Linked DNA regions of Mus musculus: regions 1, 3 and 4 are each linked to region 2. A link is a contact called in ENCODE Hi-C or POLR2A ChIA-PET data. All regions are on one chromosome and are shown on one strand. Each heading gives the region's core, a stretch centred on a gene start or an enhancer-like site at or near the end of the contact. The rest is flanking DNA. Distances are from core to core; before and after follow the strand shown. Region 1 holds the start of Prkra (protein kinase, interferon inducible double stranded RNA dependent activator). Region 2 holds the start of Rbm45 (RNA binding motif protein 45). Region 3 overlaps Plekha3 (pleckstrin homology domain-containing, family A (phosphoinositide binding specific) member 3). Region 4 holds the start of Fkbp7 (FK506 binding protein 7).

The links. A loop is a pair of places that touch in the nucleus more often than their neighbours do. ChIA-PET counts read pairs that join two places held with the same protein, here RNA polymerase II (POLR2A).
Region 1: a map of v-Abl transformed pro-B cells shows a loop between it and region 2 (3-fold over the local background). The contact joins the promoter of Prkra here to the promoter of Rbm45 in region 2. A Hi-C loop is called at or near these places in 2 of 37 maps with a recorded cell type or tissue (left cerebral cortex and v-Abl transformed pro-B cells). POLR2A ChIA-PET finds 5 or more read pairs at or near these places in 4 of 5 experiments (Patski and embryonic stem cell).
Region 3: a loop to region 2 is called in a map of T-helper 17 cell, with 2.4 times the contacts of the local background. The contact joins the enhancer-like site here to the promoter of Rbm45 in region 2. A Hi-C loop is called at or near these places in 3 of 37 maps with a recorded cell type or tissue (T-helper 17 cell, T-helper 2 cell and regulatory T cell).
Region 4: a loop to region 2 is called in a map of v-Abl transformed pro-B cells, with 4 times the contacts of the local background. The contact joins the promoter of Fkbp7 here to the promoter of Rbm45 in region 2. A Hi-C loop is called at or near these places in 4 of 37 maps with a recorded cell type or tissue (T-helper 17 cell, T-helper 2 cell, regulatory T cell and 1 more). POLR2A ChIA-PET finds 5 or more read pairs at or near these places in 3 of 5 experiments (Patski and embryonic stem cell).

What each region holds. Positions count from the first base shown.
Region 1 is chr2:76,646,502-76,649,454 of GRCm38, forward strand. It overlaps Prkra (protein kinase, interferon inducible double stranded RNA dependent activator), which reads right to left and starts at 1,526. Exons shown (of 8, transcript NM_011871.3): 1 at 1,291-1,526; 2 at 624-793. The coding sequence starts at 1,355.
Region 2 is chr2:76,368,620-76,371,753 of GRCm38, forward strand. Rbm45 (RNA binding motif protein 45) reads left to right here and starts at 1,365. Exons shown (of 10, transcript NM_153405.2): 1 at 1,365-1,809. The coding sequence starts at 1,510.
Region 3 is chr2:76,689,126-76,692,226 of GRCm38, forward strand. It overlaps Plekha3 (pleckstrin homology domain-containing, family A (phosphoinositide binding specific) member 3), which reads left to right. Exons shown (of 8, transcript NM_031256.3): 6 at 1,320-1,363. Among named protein-coding and RNA genes, the nearest start is that of Gm39860, 15 kb to the left of the region's middle. Within about 2 kb of position 1,503, at least 1 of the 3 ENCODE cell types and tissues checked has a DNase peak (open chromatin) inside an H3K27ac peak, as active enhancers do.
Region 4 is chr2:76,671,480-76,674,350 of GRCm38, forward strand. It overlaps Fkbp7 (FK506 binding protein 7), which reads right to left and starts at 1,619. Exons shown (of 4, transcript NM_010222.2): 1 at 1,327-1,619; 2 at 218-369. The coding sequence starts at 1,535.

The DNA of each region.
Region 1 (2,953 bases), core at 276-2,775, 280 kb after region 2:
TTCATTGGTGTGTGACCTTGGGCATGTAGCTTATGAAAAGGTTTTTAAAGTTGCCACTTCATGAATAAAAAGAGGAAACAATTTTATACAAAATACTTATATAGTATTTAGAACTAGAAGCTACTGTGCGCTGCAGCTTGAAGGAATACAGTATGGGAGTCTTCTATGTTTCCCTGATTTTTCATGGACACACACTCAAGCGTGGTAGGTACCAAGAATCCGAAGTTCCAGATGTGTCCATAAAAAGGGAAACTCGGAAAATTCTGACGGCGTGGCTACTAGCCTCTGCGCTGGTAACTTTGTAACTTTGAAAGGCGATAGCACCCACGGACTTGGCTATCGGAGCTCCAAGAATATTTCCAGTTTTTAATTCTTAAGAGGAACTTTAGCCGGCTCCCCAGGTACTGGAAAGTGTGCAGGATGCTGGGAGTGTCTGAGCTTCCTTACATCTTAGCGAGACAGAACTAGGGAGCGAAACAAATGAAGTTGATCCTGGAGTCTCTTGTCTTCAGAGTACACTCCCACAGCCATCTTAATTAAAAGGGCGCTTTTCCTTACTGAAAAGCAACATAGAATCAGGGCCTCCAATCCACATGGTCATGGGGAATTAACTGCATACAGACCTGTGCAAGTTATGTCACCAACGGTTACTCTGAAGGTGAAAGTGGGCACGTGTACTTGCACATCGGATCTTTCACATTCATAAACTGGAATGTTCTTGGTCTTCATGCCGTACTCGTGCAATACCTGAATCGGTGTTTTCCCAGGCTTAGCTGTTATCATCTTGCCCAAACTGCAAAAACCAGAAAAAAACGTAGGCATTGCACGTCAAAGCTGAAAGGGAAGCAAAAGCATCCACTTCTCAGTTTTGACAGTCACAAATGGTGACAAAAAGGTTCTGCAGCTCCCCAGCGGCCAGGATCAGTGGCAAGGCCTGGGCGAGCACCTGTCCCCGGGTGCTGCAGCCCATGGAGGAGAGTGGAGAGGTCTGTACAGAGAACTTGAGAGCGGTGGGAGGGATGCTGAAAGAAATCGGGTGGGCTTGGACTAGGCAGCTAGACACCCGGGTCTGCGCCTCAACACTGATCAAGTCCTCCCGATCGGCTAGCTGCCTAGGGTCACTAGAGGGGCGGGGCGCGCAGCAGACCCCCAGGGCCCGGAGGGCGGGCCCAGCGCCACGCCGGGAGAGGGGGGAGCTTTACCCAGAATGCTGCCCGACAGCCGGCTCCCTGCCCCTGCCCCGCTGCCCACCCGTCTTGGGCCTTGAGGCCTCGACGGCCCGGCGCTGACCTGAAGGTCCCGCTGTCCTCGCGCTGCAGCGGCGGGGCCTCGGCACGATGCCTGCTATGGGACATGGCGAGAAGGGACGGCTGGCCACAGCAATCAAGAGAAGTGTGGATCTGGGTCCTCCCTCTCCACGTCGGCCAGTTCCCGAGAGGAGCGTGCCCGCGCTGCCGCTTGGACGCCCCTCGAATCGCTGCCTGCCTCCCTCCAGCTAAGGGACAGGAGGAGAAGGAAGGAGAGGCGGGGCCTCGGCGCGGAAGAGCCGGCCACACCCCCTCTCTGCCCAGCCTCTCTGCCCCGCCCCTCTCTGCCATGCTCAGCCCCTCGATGTTCTTGCTCCACTTTGCCACAGTGCTCAGCCCTTTCCCGTTCCTCGGGCTCCGCCCTCTCTGCCAAGTTTCTGTCCTTCCCAGCTACCGCCCGCTCTCTAGTTGGGTTCCCAGAGCTTCTCAGAGCCCGGCCCCGCCCCTCCTGCGACCTGGCTCCGCCCTCTCTGCCAGTCCGGGCTCTTCCCAGCCTCTGCAGGCGCCTCCCCCCACCCCCCGTTCCGCTTCCAAAGCTTCTGAGCGCCCGGCCCCGCCCCTCACCCTTCTAGGCCCCGCCTCCATTGCATGTCCCGGCTCTTCCCGGCTCCTGCCTGCACCCCGCTTCGGTTCCCCGAGTTTCCCCTCCCGCCTTTAGTGGTGCAGAGAGCCTCAGTCCTTTGTCCTTAAAGGGAGGTGGCTTCCTTCTCAGCGAGAAAGCTAGTAGTAGGCTACGAGCCTAGCATGTTTGAGGAGCAAGGAAAAAAGATTAAGGGTTGGACTACTTTAAGAAAGATTTAAAAATTCGAATGGTAAATTACTAAGAAAATTGTGGATCTTGGCCCCGAAACTTGAGACCCGAGAGCGTCAGCTAAGGGGCAGCCAGTGGCTTTAAGAGCCCTGGATCCCTGGGCCCGCTGCTGTCTGGCGGGCCCGCTGCTGTCTGGCGGACTCTTGTGACCTGCTTAGGATAGTGGTTTTCATTCTTCCTAATGCTGTGACCCTTTAATTCAGTTCCTCATGTCGTGGTGACAACCCCTTCTCCCCCTCGCCAACTATAATATTATTTCTTGCTACTTCATATCTGTAGTTTTGCTACTATAATGCAACCCCAGGGGACTTGCAACCCACAGGTTTAGAACCTCTGCTTTGGGAACATGTGGGATCCCCAAAGAGATGCTGGAGGTGGAGTGCATAGCAAGGATATTTAGACCAGTTTCCAGGATTGCTCTTCCGGTTGACCTGTGCAATGGAGAGTGATGACGTTAACCTGGAACGCTCCACCTACAGAGTATGTTGTGGGTGTGTTAGCGCTTCAGAGCGTCTTAGAATTTGTGAACTATTTGCACAATGGCTCCTGTGTTTACTTAATGCTCTAGAATTGAATTCTAGAAATATTCTTACTGAGAGACTCCTAAAAGGTTTTTTTGTTTGCTTGTTTGTTTGTTTGTTTGTTTGTTTTTTAATGGAAGTTTTAGGTTGATGTACAAAAGTATTTGGTTCTGTGATGGAAATTTGTTTTGGTTGTATGAGAGCCCAAACACTTGGAAGCAAGGAAAAAATATCCGGAATTGAACCAAATTGAATTCTACTGGGGCTTAGGTTAAGCCTATTCTCGCTTTTATTTCTGTATAATATACACGGGT
Region 2 (3,134 bases), core at 115-2,614:
GCTCGTGCATCTTGGATGGGCTGCGGTAGCTGCGTAGATCACACACACAGCTGCCTCTGGGCCTGGTTCTGTTACCTGTGCATCTTAACTTTGAGCCTCAGATTTCCTCATCTCTAAAAATAGGGATAAGGATTCCATGGTTGTAAAAGGCTCCTTTCAGCCATCAGACTCTATGGTTTTAACTCTTAGTATTCTATTGCTGCGAAGAGACACCATGACCACGGTAACTCTTATAAAGGAAAGCATTTCACTGGGGCTGGCTTACACTTTCAGAGGTTGAGTCCACCGTCATCATGGCGGGAAGGATAGCAGCAGGCAGAGATAATAGTGCTGGAGAAGCCGCTGGAAGTTCTACCTCCAGGTCCAAAGACAAGAGGGAAAGAAGGCACTGCTACTGAAACTCCCAAAGCTCAACCTCACACTTCCTACAAGGCCACACCCACTCTAACTAGGCCACACCCATCCTAACAAGGCCACGCCAAAACGGTGATGAAGACTGTGTTTTCACCAAAATTTCAGACAAACTCCCCCCAGGTCTTCTGCTTGACTAGATCCAACTTCCAGCTTTCTGTTCTAGGGGAATCTAATTGGAGGACAAATCCTGATAAGTCAGTTTCGCCATAATTCTTATCCTTGATGTCTGACTGCTGTTAATGTCTTTTTTTTTTTTTTTTTTTTTTTTTTTGGTTTTTCGAAACAGGGGTTCTCTGTATAGCCCTGGCTGTCCTGGAACTCACTTTGTAGACCAGGCTGGCCTCAAACTCAGAAATCCACCTGCTGCTGCATCCCAAGTGCTGGGATTAAAGGCGTGCGCCACCACTGCCCGGCTGTTAATGTTTTATTACTTATCAACTTATCACTTATCTACAGCCTAAGTTCTGGGAAGCAGATCTACTGAGAGTCTCTCTTACCCCGCGATCTTCAGTAATTGTCCTTATACTAACTCATATTGTACTGTCCTCCATTTATCTTACTGGAACCAAGTCCAGTCTCTCCCCCTTACTGCAAGACCCCAACGCAATGGTCCTTTGTACCTGTCTCTATGGACCATTTTGAGTGAAGCCTGCCTGCTTTTTGTATATTTTTGGTGTGGTGCTTTTGCTGACCTCAAATTTACTATGTAGCCCAGGAGGCCTCAAATGTAGCAATCTGATTACAGGCTTAGTAGAAGCCAGCTTTGGGAAGGCTTAAGAATCAGGCAGGTGGATCTTTTTAGCCACAGGGCAAAGTGGTTTGCATAAACCCATTCTTGGTTTTCCCTGGGACTGAAGATTTGAGATTGCTGAGTCCACCGTGGCACCAGGGGGCGCTGCAGAATGTTCCCGGAAGCCCGCAGACCTCACTGCGGGACGCACCTGCTTTCCGGCTCTCGGCTCTTCCGGAAGCGGAGCTGCTTACCGGCGTGGGGCGAGACGGGGAGCTGCCGGGAAGCGGCCGGGAAGCGGCCGAGAACCTGCCGGGTGAACAGGGCCTGCAGGGGGGCTGCGCCTGGGTCCCGCGTGGGGCGCCATGGACGACGCCGGCGGCTTGGGAGGCAGCGGAGGATTCCGCCCGGGCGTAGACAGCCTGGATGAGCCGCCCAACAGCCGCATTTTTCTAGTGATCAGCAAGCACACATCCGAATTGGTGCTGAGGGAGCGCTTCTCGCCCTTCGGAGACATCCAGGACATCTGGGTGGTGCGCGACAAGCACACTAAGGAGTCCAAGGGCGTGGCCTTCGTCAAGTTCGCGCGCAGCTCACAGGCCTGCCGGGCAATGGAGGAGATGCACGGACAGTGCCTGGGTCCCAGCGACACCAAGCCCATCAAGGTGCGGGGCTGAGGTGCCTGGTTTAGGGTGTGTGAGGTAGAGATGCCCAGGTTGGGGTGTTTGGGATATGGGTGCCCGGGGTTGAGGGTGCTCGCGAGGGTGACGGCGGTATGGGTTGGGGTCTCTCCCGCCCCTTTGCTGCGCCGGGGATGCTGTGCATCTGGTAGGAGAGGGGTTGGATTCTGCACGCACCGTGAGTGTGCCGAGGATGGCTTGGAGGAGCGGATCCCCGGCCTCTGGCCAAAGGAGCCTCTTACCCTGGGAACAGATTGGGTAGCCACATCCAAGGATAGCACAACTGTGGCTGACCTCGTAAGTCAGTCAACCTCCTGTCCCCGTCTTCCTGTCTATTGTGAAAACTTTTCTGAGCTTCCTCTCTCGAACACTGTAATTACCTTCGCGACTAGAAAATTTAGTTTTAGGGTTTTTTTTCCTCGTGTATTTTACTTTTACAAAGCTTGAAGGATCTCTTAAGTAAAAAAAAAATTACAGCACCATGCCTATAAACAGAAAATTATCAAAGTAAAAGTATTTTGTGACAAGCTATGCTATACTGGAAAGGGGCAAACCTAGAAAACGGTGCAAGGTGTGGGGGAATTCTGGTTTGGGTTTTGTAAGAATACCATTTACGAGTGTTCATGGACTGTGGGCTAGAGTGTCTCCAGCCCCTCTTCTATGCTGCACCTGGGCATGGGGAGGGGAGTTAGAGGGTAGTAGGGGCAGAGAAAGGCAGAGGGAGAGGAGGAGGGGGAGGGAAAGAAGAAGGAGCAGGAGGAAGAAGAAGAAGAGAGAAAGAAAAGGAAGAAGAAAGAAGAGGCCAGCCATGAGCACGTAGAGAAGGGGAAATAAATGGGGGCGGGGGGAGAGCAAGGGAGGAACGGGGTTAAAATTTTTGAGAACAAGGTGTGTGCTAGGTCATTCATGTGCGCTATATAGATACAGTCATTAATCAGGGGACTTTATAAGCTCTTTAGGCTCGAAAATTTAGAAATTTGTGATCTGATGGTATCCCCGCTCTTATTTATCCAAGGTTCCCCTTTTATCTACTATTTGTGTTTTCTTTCGAGTTTCTCTTGTATGTTTCTTTGGCTATTTCATTACCGGTGTGTTGATTAAATTAACTTAGAGTTGCCCATTTCTTCTAATACCGTTGGCAGTGCTTGACATATGGTGGGTATTACTGAAGAAATAACTAAAATAGACCACCTAGGGATATGCCTCTAACTCTGTCTTGTAAGTAGGGTCCTTTGCCTCTATAGCAAGCTGTCTCCTGAGCAAAGGTAAGCTCTCCTTCTCCTGGACCCAGTGTTCTCTTCCACAAAAGT
Region 3 (3,101 bases), core at 253-2,752, 320 kb after region 2:
GGCAGTGGTGGCGCACGCCTTTAATCCCAGCCCTTGGGAGGCAGAGGCAGGCGGATTTCTGAGTTTGAGGCCAGCCTGGTCTACAGAGTGAGTTCCAGGACAGCCAGGGTGACACAAAGAAACACTGTCTCGAAAAAAACAAAAACAAAAACAAAAAACAAAATAAATGATGTTTTGTGTTCATCATAGTTGTGGCATGTTCTGCTAAGACTTTTTTTTTTAAACATGTCATTTTACATTTATGGTTTTAAGGCTTGGACGTCGGGCCTACGTATATGTGGGCAGTTGCTCACTAAGCTTCATCCTTGTTTGGATACATGCTTTAGGACCCTATCTGAGGCTTAGGTTCCTGAGTTCTTTCCAGACGTCACTTGCCAACGCTGCCCTCCATGAAGGCCGCAGTGACACACAGGTGCACAGGAGCTCCCTGATAGTGAGTGGCAGAGGGAAACTTCACTGCCACCTCTACTCATGACCCTTAGGAAAAGGAGAAAAGGACAGTTATTAAGAGTATTTTCTGGTCAGGCAGTGGTGGCGCATGCCTTTAATCCTAGCACTTGGGAGGCAGAGGCAGGTGGATTTCTGAGTTTGAAAAAAAAAAAAAAAGAGTATTTTTAGTATTTTTTGGGTCTGAAAAGATGGCTCAGCGGTTAAGAGCACTGCCTTCTCTTCCTAGAGGACCCAGGTTCGATTCCCAGGGCAGCTCATAATTGTCTGTAACTCCTGTTCTAGGGCCTCTGACACCCTCATACAGACAGACATGCAGGCAAAACTACATACAAAATAAAAGTAGATACATTATTTTTTTTAATTAATTAATTAATTTATTTATTATATGTAAGTACACTGTAGCTGTCCTCAGACACTCCAGAAGAGGGAGTCAGATCTCGTTACGGATGGTTGTGAGCCACCATGTGGTTGCTGGGATTTGAACTCCTAACCTCCGGAAGAGCAGTCAGGTGCTCTTACCCACTGAGCCATCTCACCAGCCTGATAAATTATTTTTAAAAAGTAGTTTCGGGTTTGCTAGATACTCCTTTTTATTATAAAGATGACTCTTAGGTTAGTTTTGTATATACTATTTATACTTTCATATATTACATAATCTACGCAGCAGTAGAATTTTAGTATTTTTTGGTATGTGTTGGGGAATTTCCAGTTAATCATTACTAGGGAGAAAGTTTGACATTGTGTGGGGTTTGGTACTTGAGCCTATAGAAGATAAGTAAATAAGTTTATCTTAATTATTGTAATTTAGAGGTGCATCATTCTCTCTGACTACAGATTGAGCTCAGGCCTTTTCTCTTTCACATTTCTAGATGAAGCGTTCAGCCAGCCACCCTGGTTCCTGCAGTTCCGAGAGGTAAGCTAACCATGTCTTCTGGCTGAGTTCTGTCTGCGTAACACCTCCCTGGAGAAGTTCAGGCCTGTGCCTGCTGTTGTGGATGTCAGCTCTGTGGAGTCGGACTGGTAGTTCTTGTGTCAGGGGCTGGCTTCATAAAAGAGAATGGAAAGGAAAACTACATGTATGAAATAACCTGGAGGGACGCCAGCCCTGTTGGCTGTTGTAGCTTCTCAGGTTTGAAGTAATATCAAGAAGTATGGGGCAGTGAAAAGGCCAGCAGGTAAATGTGCTCGCCACTAGGCAATACATTTTGTAATATATATATATATATATATATTACATATACACGTGTGTGTGTGTCTAGAGAGAAATTTGGTGTGTTGAATGTCTACAACTGAGGATATTTATCTCCATGTTTTATAGAACCCTATTTTCCTGCTAGGCTGTTACTGAGAAAGCACTCACTGAAAGAGAGGAAGTCATATTCATATCAGCACAGTGAAAGCCTTCCGGGTGGATCCTGGCAGTGTCCCAGCTGTTGGGACACTGTGTTTCCTTCCCTGGCATCCCCTTCCTCCCCCGGCGTCCCCCTCTTCCCCTGGTGTCCTCCTCCCAGTGGCTGGGCCTACCCTCTCTGTTGTCTGGAAAGTGATGAAATCAAGTTTCTTCAGCGTTTATTTTTCCATGCTGACGAATTCAGTCCTGAGTTGTTTTGTCTTTTCCTCTGGTAATTATATAATCCTTATCGAATTGATCTGCTCAGGGGAAGCCAGTAACCTGTATCCATGTATCCAGCTCTGTCATGGTATAAAGCGTTTTAACAGCTGAACCTTACAAAACAGTGGAAACTAAGTGATTTGGTGGCAAACATTTGTTTTGGTGATAGACGTTTCTAAGCTGTATAATGTTTCTAAGCTGTATTTCATCTTTTTTTCCTTAGAAAGTTAGTTGTAAAAAGACTACAAAGATACTGTTTTTTCTTGGATCTGGCAAGGTTGTACAGTAATATTGAGCCATCTGAAAACAGAAGCTGAGATGCAGTTAGGCAGCTAGGTGGGTTTTTTGTTGTTTTTGTTTATTTATATGAGTACACCATAGCTGTCTTCAGACACAGATTCCATTACAGATGGTTGTGAGCCACCATGCTGGGAATTGAACTCAGGACTTCTGGAAGATCAGTCAGTGCTTTTAACTGCTGAGCCATCTCTCAAGCCCATTAGGTGATTTTGCTTTCTGTGTTTGCATGTTTACACTGGAAGAAAAAAAATTTTTTTTGAGCCACTGCATAACCACTGAACCATCTCTCTAGCTCCAAGACTGATTTTAAAAAACAGGTTTGTTTTGTTTTGATGGCAGGGCCTTATGTAGCACAGGCTGGCCTCAAACTGTCTACACAGTCCAGCATGCCTGATCCTAATTCTGCTCTTCCCCACTCAGTGCTGGGACCAAGGTACAAGCCTCCATACCTGGTTTATGCAGGGCTGGGTTCAATCTCAGGGCTTCCTGCATCCTAGTTAAATACCCTACCAACTAAGCTGCACACTTAGCCCTGAAAAATGTTTTTCCTAGCTTCCATGTCACCATCTTTATGTTCTGTTTCTGCTGTCAGTGAATTTACATCTGAACATCTCTCATCTTGTTGGCATCCCCTTCAGCCTGCCTTTTTTTGTCAGTTAAAGGTTGGCGTTAGATATATGCACTTGTGAAATCTCTAACTTAAAGCTCAGATATTTGCAAACCACCTCTGTCTGCTGCT
Region 4 (2,871 bases), core at 369-2,868, 300 kb after region 2:
GTTTTATTTGCTCTCCCATCTCTGGACTCTTGGGTTTCTTCCACATCTTGCTTCTTGTGGACTGTGCTGTTACTGAGAACATAGATATGCAAATATCTCTTTGAGACTTACTTCCATTTTTAAAGAATATACAGATTTGTTTTGATTTTTTTTATAAACGACTTATCTTTTTTAAAGCTACTAAAAGATACAGCAAAAAAAAAAACCCACAACTTACCGTAGCCTTCTTTTCCATATGCAAACGAAGGCGGTATAATCACCTTTCTCTTTTCCCCAGGGCACATGTCCATCATAGCAATGTCCAGCCCCTTTATGACATGTCCGACACCAAGAACAAACCATTTGGGGTGGCCTTCATCTTGTGTCCGGCTATGAGAAACCATACTTAGTGTGTAAGTAAGACCATCTCATAAAGGAAACTTAAATACAGCTCAGGCACTTGTTACTTAAGACTGGAATCTCTTTCCCCACATTGCACCCTTCAGAACTCTGTCCTTTGCGAATTGTTTGGATCAAACTTCCCCATAAATTGGCAGAGCATATCATTGGAAAACATTCTGATTTCTGATTTTTGCCGTCCTTACAAAAACTACTCAATGGTTCACTTTTAAAAATGGGTCTCCTGCCTCTAACTAGCTGGATGGCTTGAACAAAATGACTCATTTACCTTCTCTGGGTTTGTTTCCCAAACCAAAGGGGCAGGCTGAGCCCTAAATTTCATTTTAAGAACGACTGAAAAATAGCATCCTGTCAAATTTCTCTTCTACGTTGGAAGAATAAGTTTTCCTCTAAATTGGAAAGAATTGCTAGACTGGAAAGATTGGCCTGTCTTTGAGGGGAAACAGTACAGCTAAACAGACTGCATTCAGTCAGACCGGACTAGGGAACAGAGAGAATGGATGTGATAACCAGAGTTTTAGAAAATGACCCACAAAGTCCAGAAGGAAACGCGGTAGCTTTCTTATACACTCTGTTTGGAATCAGACTTCAGCTCTGGGTAAGGAGAAAGTGTGAATATCTTTTCAAGAAGCCTCTAGATTTAGTTTTCCGGGTTCCAAGGACAGTGGTGGTGGTCAGTGCTCTGCCTGACGTAGTGAGTCTGCAGTCAGTTTACTGCGCTTACATTTCAAATAACTAAAAACATTCAGTTTTGTTTAGGGAATGTCTTCTAATCTAAATCGGCATGAAGGCTTAATTTACTGTTAAAAAACAAAACCAAAAAACCTTAAAACAAAACAACCAGTTAGGCTCTGGCTGCTGCTGCTGGTGGTAGTGGGCAAGATGTGGTCTATCAACTGAACTTGAACTGGACGGAGCATCTCCTACCTGCAGTAGAATTTGGAGCCGTCTTTAGCCAAGTAGCCATCGTAATGGGCATTTAGCAAGTCTCCTTTCCTGCTTGTTTTGGAGCAGTTTTCTGGACGGTGCAAAACTTCTATTTTCACTTCCTCAGTGCTTTCTTCTTTTGTTTGTCCCTGAGCATCGGAACAACACCACAGGCTAAGGAAAACTGCTAGTCTGAATAGGAGATTCATGTTTCCCAAAGCAGCACTCCCAGGCCCAGTGTAAGCCCCACAGAGTGTCAGCAGGCTGATCAGACTGAATTGGGACGCGTGGCAGGCATTGTCCTACGTCACAAAGGTCCAAGGCGGGGCTACGAGAGGCCCCGCCCCCTCTCGCACCAGCAAATCGCCGCCGGTTGGAGTGTGTCTTGGCCGTTGGGTGCTCCGGTTGGCTGTACTCTGGCTAGAATAGCACCGCACACCCTGTCCGCAGGTTTCTTTCGCCTGCAGTAGTCAGACTTGCGTTTCCTGAAATAAAACTGGCATTATGGTGGTCGTTTCTAGGCACTTAGGAGATGCTGCAAAATTTTATGGGCTCCACTTGATGCCCTGATCTTGCCTCTCCAACACTGCCTCTGCTAACGGATTGCTTGAATGGCTTGGTTTTAAATTTTTAAATGCTACACTGACCCATTTGGCCATAGAAAAAGAATAGATAGCTGTAGGATCCTAAATACAGTATTTTTAAAATATTAAAATGTTGGGCCAAGAAATTGATACAAAATGCAAACAGGTCACGGTGGGATATTCTAGTCGTTATTCTTTCTAATCACAGGCTTCTAAGGCCCCTACGGACTTGACAGGCACAGTGGATGCAGACATTTTTGGAAGAATAGGTTCTTGACAATATAGGTTGGCTGCTCTTCTCTGGATATTTGTGGAAGTCCTTGAAGGATATTTTTGGAGGGGGGGATATGGTAGTTGGAGTACTGCGAAAAAAGACTCCAGGCCATGTCTACCGCATGCAGCCAGGAGACTCTCAGAACACACAGTGGAGTGTCTCCAGGGCTTCAGCAGCCCATGCCCGGCATTGCAAAAGATAACTTGTGTTTCTGTCCCTAACCTCTTGAGGCCGCCCTTGAGGTGAAGGCCTTTAGCAGAGAAAAGCTTTTTTTTTTTTTTTTTCTCCCATGAGAATTCATTCACATCAGACAGGAAAACTGACTATTGAACATTTTGTTCCAATTTCACAGCTGGCTAATAGACAACAGAGATTAGTCCAGTCTCTTGATATATCCCCCTTATCCTTTTAGTATGATAAACCTTTCAAACAACACAAAACTCGAATTTTATGGTAAGTGTCAGATGCCCTCCACAGTTGAACTATCATTACTGAACTCTATGTGATTTGTTGAATATTCAGCTCGTCGATTCCCCAAGTGGACATCCCGATCACCCTATTCAGTCAGCCTTCCTGGAAGGATAAGCCAGGGATTTCACTACCTCAATACTGACTCTGCTTTATGCAAAGTAATTGGAATTTGCAAAACTTTCTAAATCTAAAAGTTGTCAAGTGTGTAAGGACGCC